Linked DNA regions of Mus musculus: region 2 is linked to region 1. Evidence: chromatin loops called from intact Hi-C (ENCODE). Cell type or tissue: left cerebral cortex. All regions are shown on one strand. Links, peaks and the distances in the headings refer to the core of each region. The heading gives the core; the rest is flanking DNA.

Evidence for each region. Hi-C counts contacts between places; a loop is a spot of excess contacts. Peaks named below come from ENCODE experiments on the same cell type or tissue, not always from the same donor. Only the 100,000 strongest peaks of a DNase experiment are listed, where the experiment ranks them.
Region 2: a loop joins it to region 1, with 2.4 times the contacts of the local background. A loop is called at or near these places in 2 of 42 quality-filtered maps.

What each region holds. Positions count from the first base shown.
Region 1 is chr17:11,454,903-11,465,519 of GRCm38, forward strand. All of the region lies in intron 5 of Prkn (parkin RBR E3 ubiquitin protein ligase), which reads left to right. Among named protein-coding and RNA genes, the nearest start is that of Gm41525, 200 kb to the right of the region's middle. In left cerebral cortex, for the core only: no CTCF peak of the experiment used is centred there; DNase peaks (open chromatin) are centred at 5,531 and 8,022.
Region 2 is chr17:11,380,401-11,391,017 of GRCm38, forward strand. All of the region lies in intron 4 of Prkn (parkin RBR E3 ubiquitin protein ligase), which reads left to right. Among named protein-coding and RNA genes, the nearest start is that of Gm41526, 250 kb to the left of the region's middle. In left cerebral cortex, for the core only: no CTCF peak of the experiment used is centred there; DNase peaks (open chromatin) are centred at 3,355 and 5,033; H3K27ac peaks cover 2,408 bases.

The DNA of each region.
Region 1 (10,617 bases), core at 3,405-8,404:
TGAAGAAACTCTTGTTTCTTGCTATCCAGCCTGAGAACCAACTAGTCTTCCTATGATTGTGTTGATAGGGCATGTTCTTCCACCGACCAGAAGGCCACTCATTCTCTACCATGATGAGCTGTGAGCATCTCCCATAGGGCCTCAATAGTTCCCATTCTCAGGTTTTGCCCTGCATCCAACACTTCCCTCCCTGACTATAGCTCTTATATTTCAAAGTGCTCCAGCCCTTGACTACAGGAAGGCCACAAAAATCACTGGGTTAAAAGACATTGTTTTAAAGTATTGACAAGAGAGAAAGGGCTGAGTGAAGCCACCTGGCTCTACTGATGGATGCCCTAGAAAGACTCACCTCCCTTACTTCATGGAAAGGAAAACAAAACAGCTTTTCAGATCTGAGGCTGAAATGACAGGAAGCATACACTGCACACAATTAATAAACAGGTAACAGGTGGTGTGTGGGTATAAATAGATGTGATTTGATACATATTTAGCAAAACTGGGAGCTGTCTGTCTTGGAGTTTACACAAAGACATGCGTGTGGAGGCACAACAATGGGACTTGACTCCAAGGTGATCAGTTGGTACTCTGGGTATAGCATTTAGGTCATTGCTAACGGAAGCCCCAAGTCAACTAAAGCTGAAAGTTCCAGAGGGAGCCCTGAGAGATGGATTGAAAAGCACCATTCAGAATGAGCCCACAATGTGCAGGTCACTGGGACGACGGACTGTGATGACTCTCCCCAGAACACTTCATGCTTACTGCTCTGACATGTAATCGATCTGCTGAGCAGTGAGGGGACCTAGCTGAAGAGTATTTCTGCAACTTCAAAGATCTGGCATGCATGTCAGGAGCTCCCAACAGTGCCAGACATGGAAATGTGAAGGATAGTTCAACCTCACATAACAGCTTTCCTAAGTATTGCCTGCTCTTGGACGTGTCTTCACAAGTTAATCTAAAGCCTGTGTCTGGGGATCACCGATTGATAGTCATGTAAGTGTGTTCTTAGTATGATAGTCTAATTACCTTTCCATAGCAATAAACATGGACAACGGACATTTTCACAGAACTCAAAGTAGACTGTTGTGTAGGTACATTTTCAAGCCTTAAGTGCAGGAATAATGCAAAGCCTGTGACAAGCCACTATATGAAGGAATCATAGTTCCTGAATTTTACCACAGAGAAAGCAGTCTTGTGTCTGAAATTGAAACCTTAACACTTTTTCAAAAAGTTTTCCTCAACTAGTCTCGATGTTGGTTAGTGTGCTTGCCTTTCATCACTTGCGTCCATAGCTGTCACTTACCAACTAATGTGAGACTGGAACGTAACAACAAGAGGGAAAAAATGATGTGCCTAGAATTTCTACCTTTCCAACTTTGTCTACCACTCTGCAATGTTCAGAGTGTGGTATTAAAAAAAAATTATCCATAAAGGAACATCTAGAAAAAAGTTCACATCTTGAAAACTAGGTCAGTGCCTTTTGAAGCCTTTATCTGCATTTTCCCTTCCTTTGAGCTCAGTGAATGAACCTACTATGACTAACGGTTGTAGTTCTGGCCTCACTGATCCCATGTCTCACCCATGTTCACATCATGTGGAAAGCAGGCCACAACCTCATGCTTTCAAGTAGCAGGGCAGGACGAAAGCCTCCCCAAACCCTTCACCCAATGGATGGAGAATGCATGGCCCTCCACAGGGCAAGGCTCTCCACCATCCCCTCCTGATGGAGGCCTTGTGTACATGTAGATGTGCTCACAGGGGCCTAAAGCATTGGATTGAGCCTGAGAAAAAAGACTTCCTGGTTTCAGTGAAGTCCTGTCAATTTAGCAGGCGTGCAAGCACAGATTACGAGCTGCTGGTGTCTATTGTGTTAACATGGTGTGGACAGGGGACTCCCCACGTCTCCGTCTGCATGCCAGATCTGTGAAGTTGCAGAAATCCTCTTCAGCTAGGTCCTCTCGCTGCTCAGCAGATCGATTACATGTCAGAGCAGTAAGCATGAAGTGTCCTGGGGAGAGTCATCACAGTCTGTCGTCCCAGTGACCTGCACATCGTGGGCTCATTCTGAATGGCGCTTTTCAATCCATCTCTCAGGGATGAGACTTCACTGAGGCATACCAGAGCTGAAACACTTCGCTTCCCCTCCAAGTGCCCTTTGAGCACCTGAACCCATGTCTTACACAGTGCTAGCAATTCTAAGGATGTACAGATAACAAAGTGCTTATTATTTCGTTATTAAGGACCCAGACATCCAGGGCCAATGGAAAAGAGAATAATAAGGAAGAGATGTAGGTTAAGACTTAACACTTATGATGTAAACCACTTGTTCATCTCTGCTAAGTTTTTTTTTCTTATAAAATATATTGTGTAATGGAGTTTTAGCCCTCATGATCATAGTTCTGACAACAGAAAGAAAATATCCTGCTAGTGCATTTTTAAAAAGTTGTATAATCTACTGGATACTCTAACTATGATCGATGACTACAGCACCTAGACTTTTGTAAAGTACACAGTGCTTTACAAAAAAAAAAAAGTGTGTATTTCAGTATAGTGATGTATAGCCAAGGTGTGAAATGGCATGAAAATATATCTTCGAGGCAAACCCTGGGACATGCTATCACATAAACACATCATTTAACCTTGTTATATTTACATTGGGGTTAAAGATGAAGTCACTACATGGTGTTCTCATTAGTTCTGACCCACCTTATGTATGGGTTAGTTCCCAGTAGGAGGCTTCTATTATTATCTTGGGGGGTGGGAGAAGTTTCCTAATCTTCAAGGAATATTTGGGACAATTAGAAAAACTTGGTCAAGTTTATAAATCATTGAAATGCTCAGTTTACACCTTTTAGTGTTTCATAGTGATTGTTAATCATTCATGTTGTGTTATTAAAGCAGGCCTCATTATGCATCTGTCAAGATTATAGATGTGTATTTACCATTAAGGACTGGAAATAATTTCAAAAAACACACTTTTAATGTTTTATAATAAAATTTCTTCGAATAGTGTTGAAAATGGCTTTCCTCATGGTTGGCTAAATTAGTCTGCCTCTACCCGTGTTCCCAAAGACTAGCATTCGTTCTTGTCATCTGTGTTCTATTTGCTGCTGTGCCTCAAGTCTGACTTCCTCCCTCTGGAAGTTACCAGAGCCTCTGCTCTATTCCAGATCTTTCCCTCACGGCCCTGTGTGTGTCGTATACATAGCCGGTTCCCTCAGCAGAGCACAGTGAACAACAGTGGCCCTCCCTGCATGGTCTCTCTCCACACTGGGTATTGGATTATTTTAAGATGAATACAACTTGTCTAGTGAAAAGAAAAAAAAAAAAGAAAAGAAAAAAGAAAAAGTAAGGCCAGTGACTGAAAAGGTTAACCAACAATTTAAAAGGCCTCTTAGCTCTTGCCAGGATGGGTGGAGCTTCAGAAAACAACAAACATGGCCTTTTATTGTGGTAGAGAAAATAATCCAAATTAATTAAGTACAGAAGCAAGTGTTCTTGGTTGTCTGCTGAGCAAGGCTGTGCTTGGCATGAAGCACTACCCCATTGACTGCTACACAATAAGCTTTACCCTCGCATCACTGAAATATGTGCTGGTGATTCTCATTCTTGAGTTGTTCGGCATTGACGAAAGGGTAGGATTTTTTGTTTTGTTTTGTTTTTTCATCATTTGTCCAAACTGGTGTTTTCCAGATAGTATATTTGACATGGCAGTGATTAGAGAGCACCTTGTCCACTTGATAGCATGAGAGATGAATTTGTTAGGATTGCTATGTGGTAAATGTTGCTTTCCTTAATTATAGATATAGAAATAAGGCCTGTTTTATAACATCTAATGCTACATAGCCAGGAGTTCTTAAAGCTCAATTTCAAACTCATATCGTGAACATAAAAATAGCACAAAACATCTCAACTGTCATGTGGCGATAACTCCTTACTATGTCTCCACACCAAGATATCATAAACCACTACCGAATTACATCATTATTACTGTTAGCATTTGATTTATGCTTTGCAACAGGTTTTCACTATGAAGTAAACTTGAACTCTAGCCCATATGCTTCCTGCCACTAATTCCTGATTGCTGTGATTACGTGGGACTGGGCCCAGCTTTGAACTGGAGGCTGAAAGTGAGGGGAAAAGATGAACAAAATAATACCATGAAGTTCAAACACATAGGACCCTGAAGATTCACTTTATTCTGTGACCTTCAATATTTAAAATATAATGTACTTAATAGTGGGTTTTTTTTTTTGAGCCAAATTGGAAGGGAGGCATAAGTAGGACTCACATTTTCAGTTTACTGAAAGAAATTTGTGGCTGTGATTGATTTTTGGTGGCCAAGATTGGTTTATTTGATTCACATCTGTAGGTCCCATCTCTCTATGCAGTAGTCCCCAACCTTCCTAATGCTGCGACACTTTAAGTGGACCTCTTCATGTTGTACTGACTCCCAGTTGTAACATGGTTTCCATAGCTACTTCATACTTGCAATTTTGCTAGTTAGGAATCGTAATGTAAATATCTGTGTTTTCCAATGGTCTTAGGAGACTCCTGTGAAAGTGACCCACAGCTTGAAAACTGTTGTTCTAATCACTCCTTGTACTGGAGAGCAGAGTGAGCAGAGCCCCTCCCCTTAAATGAGAAGTGAGGACCACAGTTCTGCTAGCATGGTCTGAGAGCAAACTCTAAGTCCCCAGTAAGGGCTAAGGTGGACCATGTGACCCCTGCAGGGCTGGAGGCCAACAAAGGCGTTCGGTGGACCAGCAGGTATAAGCTATGATCTCCATCGTAGGGCTGCCATCTCAGTGGCCTGCAAGTGTGGGCCGGTCATGAGGAGAGTGTTCCAAGTGGCATAAGTGAATTTCTAATACTGTACTTCTAATTGTCACCACAACCATATACCTCATCCAAGCAGCGAGCCAGAGACCAGCCATTACACTAGGGTTCTTTATTTTTCATGATGGGGGATGAAGAAAGTTAGCCCTAAGTCAGAGAAGCTCGGTAGAAAGTTCTCTTTCACTGTTTTACAGACATTTTGGGACAACACTTGAATTAATGTCTAATCACCGTAGATGAGACACCCACAACACAAACAAACTAACAAACAAGCAAACTCCACTTTAACCAAGCATATCTTGGTGAATTGGTGAGTTAAGTTTGGATTATTTAGTGGAACATAGGTGAGGAATTGCTTCAAAGAACACAGACAGCTTATGGACAGATCCACCACTCATAAAAAGTATCTTCTTCCCATCAACTATAAAAAGCCCATATATCCTTGGGGGAGGGGCTAAATATCAGGAATCTATTGCCCCACTCTATAAAGGAAATGAGCTCAGTCTTGTATAGGCCTCCTTGGAGGAATCACAGTTGCTGACAGTCCCAGAAGGCCAGAGCCAGCATTCCACAACAACCTACCAAGAACAGAAGGAAAGACAAGGACGATTTGGTGATAAAGATGGTTAATTTGGGATTTACTACACAGAGTCTATTTTTTCCAATGGAGTGGGTTAGTGAGCCCCAGTTAAGTCCCACTTTGTGTGTAAAATAGGGATGGAGAAAAATAATATATATCCCTCTGCTTTATGTACATTGTGCTAAGCCTGTTAACTTGAGTCAGAACTGTGTGTGCAATGCCTGTGGCAAGCAGGGAAGAATCACAGAGAAGCAGGCGTGTCCCCTTTGGCACATAGTGACTTCTTTTTATATATAAGAATTAGTCCCACCTTTTATTTTCTTTGGCAGCAAATTGCCCTATAACATAAAACTGACTTTCATAAAATATCAGTAAATTTGAAATGCCAGATGGAGACCTTTGTCTTGGCAGTTCTGAGCTGTTCTTTTCCATTTCCCTAGTTCAGAATGAATGCTTATCTTGTCAGTTTATGCTCTATTGTACAAAGGTTCTGTTTTGTGTAAACGATTGTCAGTCAATTTAGAATAAATTGATTTCTATCTCTAAGGATAGAATATCCCCCAGTGTAAGCACAGGCTTTTTATGAAAGTGCCTTTTACCTTTGAGTTCTGACCTTGGCCCTCTGTATTGATTGTCACATAGACATATCCACACTTTTAGTCATGACGTGTGAAGCTCCCTGCTCCCTATTCTCTTACCCAAAGCCCTTTCTACATTATACTCTTTATATCCGAATAACTCTCCAATTATGGCAGCTCCGATCTTGAAGAATGAGTGTCAATTTACCTCGATTTCAGAGAGTAGCCGGGTGAGCAGTTACAGGTGGTAAGGGAAAGGGAAGAGGAAGGCACTGAAAGCAGGCTTCAGACACAAAGACGGAGCTTACAGGTATCACTTAGTGAATAGGATGCTGTGCTCTTCCTGGCCCTTGCAGAGGCCATGACAGCCCACTCCTTTCTGGAGGCCAGAACTGACGTGGTGGGGGGGGGGGGGTGTCTGTGTGTGTGTGTGTGTGTGTGTGTGTGTGTGTGTGATCACCACTGTGATTGGTTTCTCTCTTGATTTCATATGAGCTTCTGTTCCCCATGCTAGAGAGAGGAAAAGAATGATTTATGATCCCGAAGCTTTCCTCCCTCCAAAGAGTAAAGTTTGGTGGTCCAGCTATTGTGTAGGGATTTTCCCCCCACTACCTCATTTGGTGATTTTTTTTTAACTGCAAAATATTGAACTCACAAAGGGCAAGATCTTAACTACTCCACAGCAAGGAACACTAGACAACTGAACAGCTGCCATCACTTGCTGGAAGAGTTGACTGTAAGAATTCCTAGTCTCAAAATCCAGCTACATTTACTCAAAGTACTGTTTTAAAATGTATGTTTTCTATAATAATATGAGTGTGTTACCATCTAACAGTATTATCATACCTACACAAAAGGAATTGTACCTAACCACAAGAAAGTAGGGATTGTCTAAACTCAAGAGAGAACAGCCATCCAACAGATGGCTGTACTATGCTATACTATGCAGCTATAGTGACAGATGACAGAAACTGTACTATGCCACTATGCAGATAGTGAAAAGCTTGTGTGACCAATGTGTCCATTACAGATCATATTGTTAAGTTGTACTGCCATATCAGGTTTCATCTTCTTGGGTGGGAGTGAAGAGGACGTTATTAGGAGCTTAATTCAGCTAGAGCACACGCTGAAGGACCAGGTATGGGTGAATGCTCAAGGAGGAAATGCTCGTTCCCTCCCCTTTTGTTTTTTTTTTCATGGGTGGGGTGTGTGTGTGTGTGTGTGTGTGTGTGTGTGTGTGTGTGTGTTTAGGTGTTTATGGAGCACCTGTGCACATGCTTGCCTGTGGAAGGCTACATACTGACCTTCTGAGTCACTCAGGTACTCTCCACACTGTTCTTTGAGGCAGTGTCTTTCAACTGAACCCAGAGCTCACCAACAGTTTGGCTGTCCCCACCTTCCAAGCATGGGCTATTATACCCATCCGGGATTTACATCAGTTGTAGAGATCTGACCTTTGGCCCACATACTTGCTGCGTACACGGCATACATTTTAAGCACTGAGCCATTGCATCCTACAAGCCACATGTTGCCTGCTCAGTCCCTTTTTATTCCGTTGTCTCTGCTTAGAACAGTGTCCTGACAGGGGGTGGGGACGGGACAGGGGTGGGGAGGGGCTTCATGCATTTGTCAGTACTATCTAACTGTGGAGAAGGGTAGAGGGTTGTGGATGGAACATCAATAGGAATGGCTCAAAGTAGACCGAGTCACTTTGGAGTGTGACCTCAGTGTTTAAATATGCCTAAAGGAGATCTCAGCCTGAGTCCTCTGGAATCCAAGACACAAGAACAGCAACATGAGGGAGTAACACTCTTCTCCACTGCAGCTCTTAGTGTGCAGCAGGGTCCAGCCAGCTATCTGGTCCAGGTGGGCTGGGCAGGGTCTCTTTATCAACTTCTTGGGGGTGGGGAGGTACTTTGCTGTTTCTAGAGATGGATAGGAAGTCATCTCTTCCTAGGCAGCAGCTAGACTCCTCAGAGAAAAGCAAGTCAGCCACCATATGTCTGCTGGATTTTATAACACACATGGAGAGAGTAAGTCATAGGCGAGAAGGATCTGTGATAAAGGTGTGGGATAGAGCTGACAGACAGTGGGAGCAGGCCGTGCTGGCAGCCTCTGGCTAAGGAGAGTGGTCTCCTCCAGGGACCTCCATTAGTTTAGTTTGACCTTTATAAATGTAATGTTTTTTATCCATTTTGAAATAAAAATCAGGAAAGACAGAGAAGACACAAAGGTAAAATAAATGATAAATATAAACATATATACCATGGTATTCAGTTGAACAACATTGCCAGGGACCAAACGATATCAAAGACAGACTTCATTATGATATCCCACTAGGATACAATCTTAGTAAATATAAAAGTGGATTTATCTATTGTTGGTGGGGCAAGGGAGAGGGTTCCACGACTGGATAATTGACTCTGTAGCTCTTTTCACTCTAAATCTTCTAAATTTCTAAGAGAAAAAAATAAAAAGCACTGTGAATGATTAGAGCTAGATTTCTCTCCTGAGACTTAAGGGCAGATGTCTAAAGATGTGCTTTGGTGGTTTATTGAATCCTAATTCTCCCATGAACCTAGGTTGCCATAGAGATAGACATTTTCCTGAGTAATGTGTTTCCTGGTTCTGACATCCTGGCATCAATGGCGTCCCTGCAGGCTGTGTAGCCCGAGCACTCATCTGGGCAGGACTTGGCTTTGTCTTGGTTTTCTGAGAATCTCACCACTGAAAACACCAGAGCTTCTCAGAGGAATGGTAGATTGTGGGATAATGGCAGGGAAAGTAGACTTACCCCCAAGATTCTGGATCTAGCACCAAAATACATATTTATACAAATATATAGTGGCATATAATTACAATTACCCTGATGAAAATAGGAATCCATGTATCCACACCAATATGACCTATTAAGTGTATAAAATGGTTAAAAGGTGTCTCGCTCTTTGTATAATTCCAGACATAGAAAGAAAGATGTATTTGGAAAAATCTCATTTTGCCAGTTGTCCCATGAATAACAGACCTGGGCAGGGATCATCCGTGGATGGCAACCTCATAACTCATTTATTAAAACAGGATACTGGGAAAAGGTAATCATCTTCCTAGAAGACATTTACTCATAAAGAGAGAGAGAGAGAGAGAAACTGATAAGATGGTAAGATATGCTTGTAATCCCAGCACTCAGGAGGCTGAGATAGGACACTCACTATGCGGTCAAGAGTAGCCTGGGCTGTGTAATGAAACTCTGGCTGGGAGTGTGATGACTTAGAGAAGGAAAAGGGGAAGAAAGGAAAAAGGAATGAGTAGGGAGAGAGAGGAATCAGAGCCGGACGCCCTCAGCTACATGGTCACAGTTGTAGTGTTGCATCATGGTGTTTTGCCCCTTGTGAGAAAATATCAAACTCCTACTTGCTCACAATCTTGGACTTGTACCCCACAGGAAACTTCATAGTCATAAACAGAAAATAAGGATCATGTTCAGACCACAGGACTCTGAAAGGACACACACCAGATGTCATGTAGGTGGGGCTTTGGGCTAGTATGGAAATTGTTGATGTAAATTATATCAACCAGGCAAGTTCAGCCTGTGTGTGCCACCACATGCATACATGGATAGTGGCAAATGCAGCCCAACAAACTTCCAGATGACAGCATCACACCCCAGTGTCAAAAGGCTGCACACTCCAGACTGGTACAATTCACAGATAAAAATCTAATCTGATGAAGCACATAACGGAATTTTGTCAACCCTCCTTATCTTCAATAACAGTACCATAAGAGGATTATTATTAGCACACAGACATTATATTTATGAGCGTCATTCCTTAGGTCCACCTTGTTAAAATCTAGAATGCGCGCACAGACCGACTTGCATCTCCAATGTGTGTAACAAGCACTTAAGCCCCAGCTTCAGCCTGTACCCGTTCTTGTACCCTGCTACAGCAGCTCTTTTCTGTGGAAACTGAAATCATTTCCTCTCCTCAGCTGCCTTAAATTATTTAAGAATAGTGTTTCGGGTAGCAGCAAGGATTTCACGTGGCTGAAATTTCTAGAAAAAAGAATCATTTCCTCTGGACCGTGACCTTTCTGGATAGTGTTCCCCGGGTAAGTGACTCGGATTTCTGTTCTCTCTCATGTTGATTTCCAAATTCCCAAGCCTTTTCCAGGTTGCAGTGTGGGCTGGAGAGCTTCTGACCTCTCTGTAGCCTTCCTGCCTGGCTTGCTTTGGTCGCAAACCTATAGAAACAGCATCATGATCCAGGCTTCTCCCGTGCCTTCCTTGCTATTACCACATCCAGATGCAGTGATACAGGACTGTCTTGGTACAATTGCTGATGCGATGCCAACTTCTTTATTTCCAGTGATGGTGTCCAGGGTGTCTTTTTCTCATGTGCTCTTAGGATTTATTTTTCTTTCCCTGCTTGATTTCCCATTGTATGTTTCCTTCTATGTTAAACTGTAGGATGTCTTGTGCAGAATTTTATTTGAAATCCAGGGTAGACAGAGGGGAGTAAGCAAGTGTGATACTTTTTGCTATTCATTAAGCCCGGCTTTGTTCAGATTCCTGTTAAAACTGCCATTTGCTGAGAGATGTTAGGGTTGTGTTGTGTTGTTGTTGTTGTT
Region 2 (10,617 bases), core at 3,028-8,027, 75 kb before region 1:
GTAGTGAAGATGCTATGGAGACAATGGGATCAGGGTCCATCAGGCTCCATCGGGCTCCATCGGGCTCCATCAGGGTCCACCGGTGTCCATAGGGTCCATCAGGGTCTACTGTGATCCATCAGGGTCCACTGGGGTCCATCAGGATCCATTGGGATCCATCGGCATCCATGGGGTCCATTGGGGTCCATTGGGGCCCATCAGGGTACATCAGTGTCCATGCAGTCCATTAGGGTACATTGGAATCCAAGCAACTGAAATTGCTGAAGGGTTTGCCTTCTGCCCTTGGAAATATATTTTCTAAAATATTGTGCTTTGTTCAAAGTCAAGAATGCTATCATTTCCACGTAAAAATTTAAGTGTGCAAGTCTCCCCTGGACTCTCCACTAACTAACAATCTGCACTTTATCTTAATACTTCCTTCCCAGTCCACTTCTGTAAAGTTGGCAAACAACATTAACCATCACAGTGTACCTATAGACTTTTAGAGCATCTGGTCTTTAAATTAACTTCCATTTGCATTTGTAAACTCATATATCCCATGCCTGCACTCGTCTTTGCTAGGAAGTAGTGAAACAGGTCATATTTTAATAGTAAAAGTTGACCTGCAGATCGACACAGGCTAGGCAGTGGCTTTATGCAGCATGGCTCTGAGAGGAGTCAGTCACAGTAACCTCACTAGGCAGGTAGTCAAAGGGCGGCAGTGTGCCTTGCCTTCGCTACAGAGCGACACTGTACAGTTGATTTTGGTGCATGGCACACTGATACCATCTGACTGTTATTTCAATGTATGTCCACAATTCCTTCAGACCTTAAGCAAGAGTCCATTGGGTCAGTGCTAGAAACGGATGATGGAGACAGGAAAGTAACTGAGAGCTGAGCGTTGAGCATGTCACCCATCCTGATGCAAAGCACATAAAGGCTTTGATTTCAGTACTTAAATGCATTGTGTCTAAACGTGTCTTAGTGGTGGTCAGCATATAACTGAGTCAGGGTGACGTGTGGTTCACGTTAAAAAATGTAAAATGGGGGGAAACACTAGATTAAGAAATGCTCACACTTCACAGAAAGAAACCAGGAAGACGGGTTAGGATAAAAGGGAATATGAACAGGTTAAACAGATCTTGAGACAAAGGAGAGAGGCAATTTCTGACTCATCTGCAGAAGGCCCAGGGTTGATATGATACTAAAGCCTAGAAAAAACACATTTGCCAGCTAGAGATTAAAGCTGAAGAGAATGCTGAAGAAACACAACTTAAGATGTCCAGATGATCCTCTGGTGAGGAAAGCCCTGTGAAGATATGTCTTTGCCGTTCCAAAACGGACATGGCAACATTGGTCAAATAATTTAATCCTTTACAGCATACAGATAATTTAAGTGAAGAAACACTGTAAGGTCACCCCAAACCAATCAGACCTAATTTTTGCAGTTGATGGCTGAGAACCTTTGAGGACCAGCCTGTCTTGCAGAATCTGCCAATGACTCTGGCTTTAGCATTCATGTGGCAGGTAAACTGAGGCAGGCAGCTGTTAAGGTTCAGTGCTTAGAGCCACTGACAGGGTGGATCAAGATACCTACAGGGGCTGCTGCTTTTCAAAGGCAGCCAGCGATTAGAGAAATTACTCAGCAGACTTTTTTTTTTCCTGAGGGAACAAAGCTTAATTTACTGGGGCTGCACTCTTTGTGACTAGTGGAAAAACTATGAACTCTTTTAACTCCTTGGAACTGGTGAGAAAGAGAAGGAAAGAGAGAAAATTCATAAACCCCATAAAGTGTGCACATGTGCAAGCATATGCACATGCACACTCACACGTGCACACACACACATACACAAACACTGGATGAAACAAAAGACAGAGTTCAATAACTTCATACACACACATATATACATACATGTATACAGGCCTACAGACAGACATACATAGTCACATGTAGAATGGTTAGAGCAAAGCTCCTACAAGCAGCTCTTAAGTATTCCACACATGCATACATAAATATACACAGTTGATACATGGAAGGCACAATGTTCCAACCTCCATTTGCACAAACTTTGTGTATACATACATAGTTGATGGATGGGAAAGACAACCACACCACACCACACTACACCACACCACACCACACTATACCATACTATACCATACCATATCATACCATACCATACTATATATACTATTACCCTACTTTGATCTTTCTTCTATAGTTTATATGTCCAAGCAAAATCTTTCAAGCAGTACACAATTGCAATGTGATTATAGTTTAGTTTTCTTCTAGTGAATTATTATGAAAAAATAATGTTTTTCAATAACTTTATAAGATATAACATTACATACTACAAGTAAAGAAAACAAATTATTCTGAAAAACCCATATAAATTCATAATTAAGCAACTCGTTGTGGATTAACAAAGTGTAAGCAAGCAAGGGAGTTTTCTCAGCCAGTTTCTCTTACTGGAAGGCAGCATTTTATTGTTTATCTTTAAAAGTAATCTTGTAAGAATCTTAACTTTTACCTAAAAATCAGTCATATCTACCTTAAGTCCTCAAATTGCATATCTATTCATCATCATTTCTCTATGAATCATATCAGGAAGGTGAGGGCAAATATGGGTGTAAGAAATCAATCAGCAGCAGCCCAGCCTCAGTGAGAATCACGTCAGCCAGGGCTGCCATTGTTTTGTTCTCTGAACAACAAAAGTTCCCGAGTTTAACTAATAAGAGTGTGCCTTTTTTAACTTCAGGTTGTATCCTAAGATTTTCTACATCAAAGACAGTAGTAAAAACACCTCAACCTTGGTTCCCTAACTTTATTTTCCCAAACATTTTCTAAGGGTGGTAGTCATTTTTGGTAATCTATGTCTCTAAGTTCTTCTCTAGGGTGGTAATAGAATCATTAAACTGCTCCAGGAGAGATGCCTGAAAGAAACCAAGCATGAGCATGGTGAATGCCAGAAGTACTGTCCAGTGAGTGACTTGAAGCCCCCTTAAAGTTTTCATATAGTCCTTAGATTAAGAGGGATGTGATGGTAGCAAGCAGAGCAGAACTCCATAAGAGCACAGTCCTCCAGGTCATGCTACACTGAGGCACACCCATGTGGTTATGGTAACCCATGGACTGCATTCCATGAGTTCTAAAGCCATTTGTCGTTCTTCATGCATGGCCCTGAGCAAGAATCTTGGTGTCATCACTCGGGAGTCATCCAATGCTGCGGAGACACCCCTGCAGCCCACGCACAGGCAGCTCTCTTCACTGTGCTGCCTCCCATCACAGAATGAGGACAAGAAGCCCATGCCATGGGGTTTGCTTCTGTATAGAAGATAAGTGTCTGGCAGAGCTGCTGTGTCTACCACTGTCTCTTATTGTGCATTTAGACATATGCTATGTTAATCAGTTTATTTCCATCTTTACGAAGTATGGTGGGACGAGGGAGGGGTGGCAGATGGACAGCCCTGCCTCTGTGGATGCTCACAGGAGAAGCACTTCTAGCAACAAGGCATCTGCTTCTCGCAAGACCCTCTAGTGGGTGTTGCCTCTGAAAGCGCTCTCCAGGATTTAAATACAGCAAATCATTCTCTAACTGTAAAAGAGACATACACTTAGGATGTATGTACATCACATCACATCACATCACATCACATCACATCACATCACATCACATCACATCACATCACACATGGCATGCCTCCTGGCTACTGTGTACTACATTCAGTCATACCTTCATTCAGTAGCTACATAGACTGCTTGCTCTGTATTCTCTCTTGAGAGATTGGAATGAACACCCATTCTATTCCACTCGGTCATTTGATATTCTCTGTGTGTCTCTCTCTGTCTCATCCCTCTCCATCTCTTCCCTCTCCATCTCCTTCTTCCTCCATCTCCTCCCCCACCATGTATGTGAACATATGAGTCGTGTGTCTGTTTGTAGACTCACTCTCCCTCAGGCAGTCTTCACACTGGCTATCTTTGTGTCTCCACTTCTGAGTGCTGGGATTATGAACATATGTCACCAATCTCAGCTCGATCATCTGATCATCATAAGCCTTGACCATGGTCTCCAGGTGGAAGTAGAAAAGGCATTCTATAATGACTCTGACTTTCATGTGTCTAATGGTGAGCTGTGTACATGCATGGTTAAATGAGAGGAGCAGAGCAAAATGGATGCTAGCCGTTTTCCGCAGATGCCTCTTAATTGTTTCCTAATCCTATCTTCCAACTCTCACTAGAAGAATCCCTGACACTGAAATTGTGATAATCACTTCATCTTAAGCCTTTTGTAGGAAAAAATATTGTTGCTAGCTACGGAACCTATGATAATATTTCCATGTTGCAGCCAAGTACATCTGCGTACCGTGCCAGCAAGAAGTGAAGAGAGGCTGGGCGGTGGTGGCGCACACCTTTAATCTCAGCACTCGGGAGGCAGAGGTGGGTGGAGTTCGAGGCCAGCCTGGTCTACAAAGTGAGTTCCAGGACAGCCAGGACTCTAAAGAGAAACCCTGTCTCGAAAAACCAAAAAGAAGAAGAAGAAGAAGAAGAAGAGGAGGAGGAGGAGGAGGAGGAGGAGGAGGAGGAGGAGGAGGAGGAGGAAGAGGAGGAAGAGGAGGAAGAGGAGGAGGAGGAGGAGGAGGAGGAAGAGGAGGAAGAGGAGGAAGAGGAGGAAGAGGAGGAAGAGGAGGAAGAGAAGAAAAAAAGGAAGAGGAGGAGGAGGAGGAGGAGGAGGAGAAGAAGAAGAAGAAGAAGAAGAAGAAGAAGAAGAAGAAGAAGAAGAAGAAGAAGAAGAAGAAGAAGAAGAAGAAGAAGAAGAAGAAGTGGTGAAGAGAGGATAGATGCGAAGCTATGCTCCGTAGGAGCAGCCAAGCTGCTCACCTGCTTCTGAGCTGAGGTGCTGAGGGAAGGGCCTCCTGCAGCCTTTCCCAGAGCACTGGGTCTGAAGCATGAAGCTTGCATGGGCCATCTTGACTGCTGGGCTTAGCGATGTGTGGCACGATTTTGGCAGCGTGCTTCCTATTTCTGCTTGCAGACTGTTGGTGTCCTTATTAAGTCAGAACTAGAGATGACGTGTCCCATTCCCACAGGACAGCTGGCAGTTTAGAAGATGGTATTTTTGGAGAGTTACTCACTCTATAATCACTGTACTTGGTGCAAGCTGAGCAGCCCTTGGAGGCATTGACAGAGATGGCCCTTTGTTCCTCCAGGACCCACTTCCTACACTCCTCTGCCTTGCAGCCAGTATTGAGACTCATTCTTGAAATTTCCTTCTTTTTGACAGATTCTTCTTTGTTACACACACACACACACACACACACACACACACACACACACACACCATCCTCCTGGCTCCTAAAAATAGCTCTTCTTTGATGTTGTTCCTTGGCCCCATCTGTGTCCTCTCTAGCCTTTTCTGTCTCATTGTCTCATGCTGTGTTAGAGTTAAATAGATTTATCTGAAGCTCAGTCTCAAATCTTCACTTTTAGCCCATTACCATCTTCTTACATACAAGGCAAGTTGCTTATGTGATAATTTAGGCTTGTATGTTCCCCAAACATAGCCATTTGACATACCTCACATCCACACCCATGAATGCACCCTTTCGTGTCCATCCACCAGAAAAATAAATGGAGTTATCTTGTACTTCTTCATTTTCTTACACTTCAAAACCCAGATTCTGACTTAATGCCCACTGTTGTTGACCCCAGGCGTAGCCTTTTTACCGCATAGTACTTAGGGTGGTATGTGGAACTCTCAAGTTTGAATCCTCTTGTGTTCCATTCTCAGTTGGAGAAGAGAAAGCCCAGTGGCTTTTCACACAGGGATCTTAAGATAGGGAATGGTTGTGTAGTTTTAGAACATGAAAAGGAAAACCCAAAGCAACAAGGAACCAGATGGTAAGGCCGAGGCCCAACCACCTCTTGGTGTCAGGGCACAAATGGGAGAGCCTGGGGGCTCTCTGGTGAAAATTCTTGGATCTGAGGTTTAGACCACTCCAAGAACACGAGGAAGTTATTTATCTTGGTTCCAAATCTAGAGGCTGAAGGAAGAGACAAATCTAGGAGGGAGTTTTGCTCTTCCGTGGAACAGTTGCTGTTGTGTCGATGTCTATAGATATCTACCAAGTGGAAAGAAGAATATGTCAACCCCCTCCCCCATGCAGGGTTTCTAGCCTCCCTTAAGTATATCCTTTTGAAACAATCTAATCTAGTTGAAAAATTAGTTGATTTAGCAGGTTGAATAATTTGATGGTAAACCCTGACCAAATCATCGAAGAGTAGAATTGAGACCCTGGATTTGGGTATAGGAAGCTAAGCTGTATGAATTACACATATGTGTGTTTGAGTTCTCCTTTCCCAACAGTAAGTATTTTACTCCTAGTAAGAACTAATCATGCTCGCAGCAATTGTCTTGCCATCTTTTATAAAATGGGGCCTATCTCCCAATGATTCTGCATGCCATCCATCTCCGAGAGTCATTACTATTAGTTTATCTTTAGTAGGACGAGAACATCATAGATCCCAAAGAACACGTTAAATTTTAAAACTGACCATAGCACACACAAAAGAGAAGTATGGGAAGTAAGGAAAGAATAAGTTGTGCATGGTGCACATGCGTATTTGTGCTGCATTTAAACCTTAGCAGGGATGAGGGTTAGGTCTTGCCTAGTGGTTCTCATTCTGTCTCCTCCTTCCTCGCCAGCATCTCCCTTTGTAAAGACTGGAACTATGTGTTATGTTTTATTTTCCCTTTGTCCTTAGACAGGGTGGTCTAAATTTTAATTCTCAAAGGCTCCAAATATTCTGTCATCTAGGCTTTGTTTCTCACAGTTGCATTAATTTTGATTATTGGACATAGGATTATTTGATTACCCAGACGTTTGGGAAAAGACAGGGAGCAATATCTGCCAATACAATACCAAGAGGTATCCCCACTGAAAAGCTAAGTATATCCAAATCCCCTTTTCTCTGAGATCATTGTACAATAGCCATCCAATTTCTCTCAGTAACTGAGACCAATGTGCCTGCCACCCATATGTTTTTTCCTTCATTGTAACAAGACTCCAAAATGGCAGCAGAGCATCTCAGTTTGTTTTTTTTTTTTTTTCTTAATTTTGGCTCTACTTTCTGGGTACTAAGGTGATCCACTTTGAGAGTAGGGGAGGAGGTATTTCAAGAGCTTCTTTTCATCTCTGCCTTAGTGTTTCTGTCTCCAAATAACAGAAAGATCTGTGATAATGCTGGCAGTGGCTAACTAGATTCACTCTAGTTACCATATTCAGGAACTGCAGAAGTAACCAACTCACACTTTTCTGGAACTACTGTAAAATCAGTTTGGGTCCACATCTGTTTATAACCTTTTTTTTTTTTTTTTTTTTTTTTTTAACCCTGAATCTGGAAGTACTTTTAGTTTCTGAAGCTTTATTAGCACATATTGATTAGCCCAATTAACACATAATGAGCTTCACAACGTACTTGTTCTATATGTTTGTAACCTTACTAACACAGCATTCCCTCCAGTGACCAAGATAATGCTTTGGAACAACAAGCCGACTTCACTTCACAAACAACCATCCTTGGCAGAAGTATATGCATCTCTTGTTCTGTCTCATGATCATCCTATTGGATGGAACCAGACATTCGGGAAAAGACACGGAACAATCTCTACCATGAATGGCACAGAGAAATGCTGAAAGAAACAAGTGCTTTGTACAAAAATGTCCCTGCAGGCTTTGCCTATGGCGGTAAGAATGGTGGCAACGGGGCTCCAGGACTGAAAGGCTGGGAAGCTCAGAGAAAGAGAAGCAGAACCCCAGAATAACTTTAAAAAACAACAACAGTAACAACATACACCTTTAAAAAAATTCATCCTACAAGATGAAAGGATGTTCCCTTTTCTTTCTTTCTTTTTTTCTTACAGTTATAGAACTGAGTTTTGGAAATGTTATGGAAGCAGGAGAGGTGACAGAACTGTAGCTACATCCAGAGCTTCAAGTATTTAGTGTGGTGGTTAGAGCGTTGATTAGCAAGACACCAGACCCTGGGACATGAAGTGAATGTTTATATAGATTCAGACAAGGCTGACTTTCAGCTTTCTAATCTCCATGATCTTTTCCCTGGCAGAAAAATCAGCTCCATTGGCATCTCTACCTCGGTGCTCGAGGACCCAATCCTTGGTACTGGCTCCTTAGAGGGACAAGGGGAACTGGTTCTGGAGGTGTCAGCAGAATCTAAAAGCAGAAACAGTAGCTGCTTCTGGTACAAAGTGGCCCCACTGGGGTACTGCTGTGGAGATGCTGCTGTCTGCTATACACCACAAACAGACGGGAGCTGTGAAGTTTCTATTCACCTGCTCCTACATTCTGAACTTGTGCTTCCCAAATGCCCAGGCTTCTCCTCATCTAGCTGGCAAAGCATTCCTGGTAAAGCAGTTTGGAGATCTGGACCCATAGCATTATGCTGAGTTTGGAGCTGAGAGAAAATATACAAATACCTGACAGCTCAGCCCATCCTTCTTGGCGCTGGTCCCGAAGTCCTGAGACTTCATGCCCTGTGGATATCATCTCTCTACAGGAAGACTGACATATCCTGCCATGCCTTGGAGCAATATCTACCCATATTTTCTAATAGCAACACACTGATTTCTTTTACAGTTGTCATGATTAAAATATGCTTTGACAAAGCAATGCAAGGGAAAAAAAGGGTTCATTTCATCATGGTAGGTGGTCAAGACAGAAGGATCATGAGGCAGTTGGTCTTATTACATCCACATTCAGAAGAAGGGAACAATAAATATAAATACAGGGTGCTCAACTCTCTTTATCCATTCTTATACAGTTCAGGACCCTGTGCCTAGGGAATGGTGCCACCCACATTAGTCAACTTAATCAAGACCACTTCCCAGATAAACAAGTCCAGAAGCTCTTCTTCCATGGGATTTTGGATTCTATCATGCTGACGGTTACTACTAAACATCGCATATAGCTTCACTCTGTCCCAAGGGAAATGGTGTAAGAAGAAAGAATGCTTTCCCTGCTTTCGTCCATCAACAACTTTGTTGGAGAAAACCTTTGAAATTATTTTTACAGAGAGCAACATTCATCCTTGCCTGCCTTGATATATGTCTGGTTGAGTGTGTTCTATTTTCTTTGGTTTTCTGTAACCAGTAGGCACATGTCATCTCAGCCTGCCATCGCATGTGCTTTGGGTCAGATGTAGCCCATGAAACAATTGGAGAAAAATTGATCGAGGGCTTTGATTTAAAAAAATAGTAATTCCCTTGTGTGCTTTAGACAAGCAGTCTGACAAGAAGCCCATCATCCCAACTGCTGCTCATAAGATTTGGGACTTAGGTGGGCCCCTCTGTAGCTATACTGCTATTGCAGATGTGGGTTTCAGAGGCAGCCCTAAGATACTGAGAGACCTTTAGAAGTTTGTTTTCTTTCAAATGTGTCTCCTAATCCTGGCATTTAGTGAGGTTACAGAGTTCAATGTATAGGTTCCACTTTCTTACAAATAAACACATCGATATACAATGTTGCCAAGTAGGGGAGGTAGGCAAGAGAAGATGGGAGGACAGAATAAACTGAATTAAATCTTTTTGCTGTGAACATCTGGAGTTTTATAACTCAGAGCTTACATGAACATGTCTACCTTTGATTTTTAAATGATTTGTTGGCATATATTAATCATATATAAAAATGAGTATTATTGTGAAATTTTCATATTGGTATACAATATTATATAATAATCCCCTTTCAGTTATTCTCTCCTGGCTCCCTCCCACGCCTGTTTATCCCTTCTCTTCCTGAACAGTCTCCCTCTCTGTTTTCACGCATTTTCATTTTGTCTTGGTTCTGGTTTTGTTGTTGATTACTCAATTAGTTTGATAAGATTGCTTACCTGACCCAGGATGAAGGATAAATTATAGATAAACAGGCACCCGTAGGAGACCCTTAACCAGTGGCTGTACCAGTGAAGAAAATGTCACTTTGTTTCCCAGCAACAATGAACTGCCTCAGAAAGGGGCGGGGCCTGGCGAGATGCATGTTCATGTCTAGTGCAGCTAATCAAGGTTGCTATGAACTCAAGAGTACCATGAACCATATGATGCCAGGAAGACTGTAGTATACAACACACCACCTCATCCTGCAGCTCTTACAGTCTCCCACAGGCTCCCTCCCAGGTTGGTTCCTGAGCTTAGTAGGAGTGATACAGATGTCTCATCCATGGCTGAGGATTGAACAGCCAATCATTCCCAGCAATTTTTACCAGTTATTAATCTCTGCATTAGCTGCTATCCACTTTTTAAAAAGTTTCTTTGACCAATGCTGACAACATCACTAATCTATAGGGATTAAATATAATTCATGTAAGGCAGCATGACAGGTATTCATGTGCACAGAAATGTTTATCTTTAACACATGTTTAGTACCACTTGACACTAGAACTTAAAGCATCCTGACTGTGGTCTCTGTAGCCATGTATAGTATGAGTCCTCATCTTCAGTACCGCAAAGAGACTGACCATCAAGTTTGAACCTGTATGGAACCACTAGGTCTATTCTGTTATACAGCTGTGCACACTGTGTGCAGTCTGCTGTGTGGCGGGTGTGAGAGCCTGGCAGCACAGAA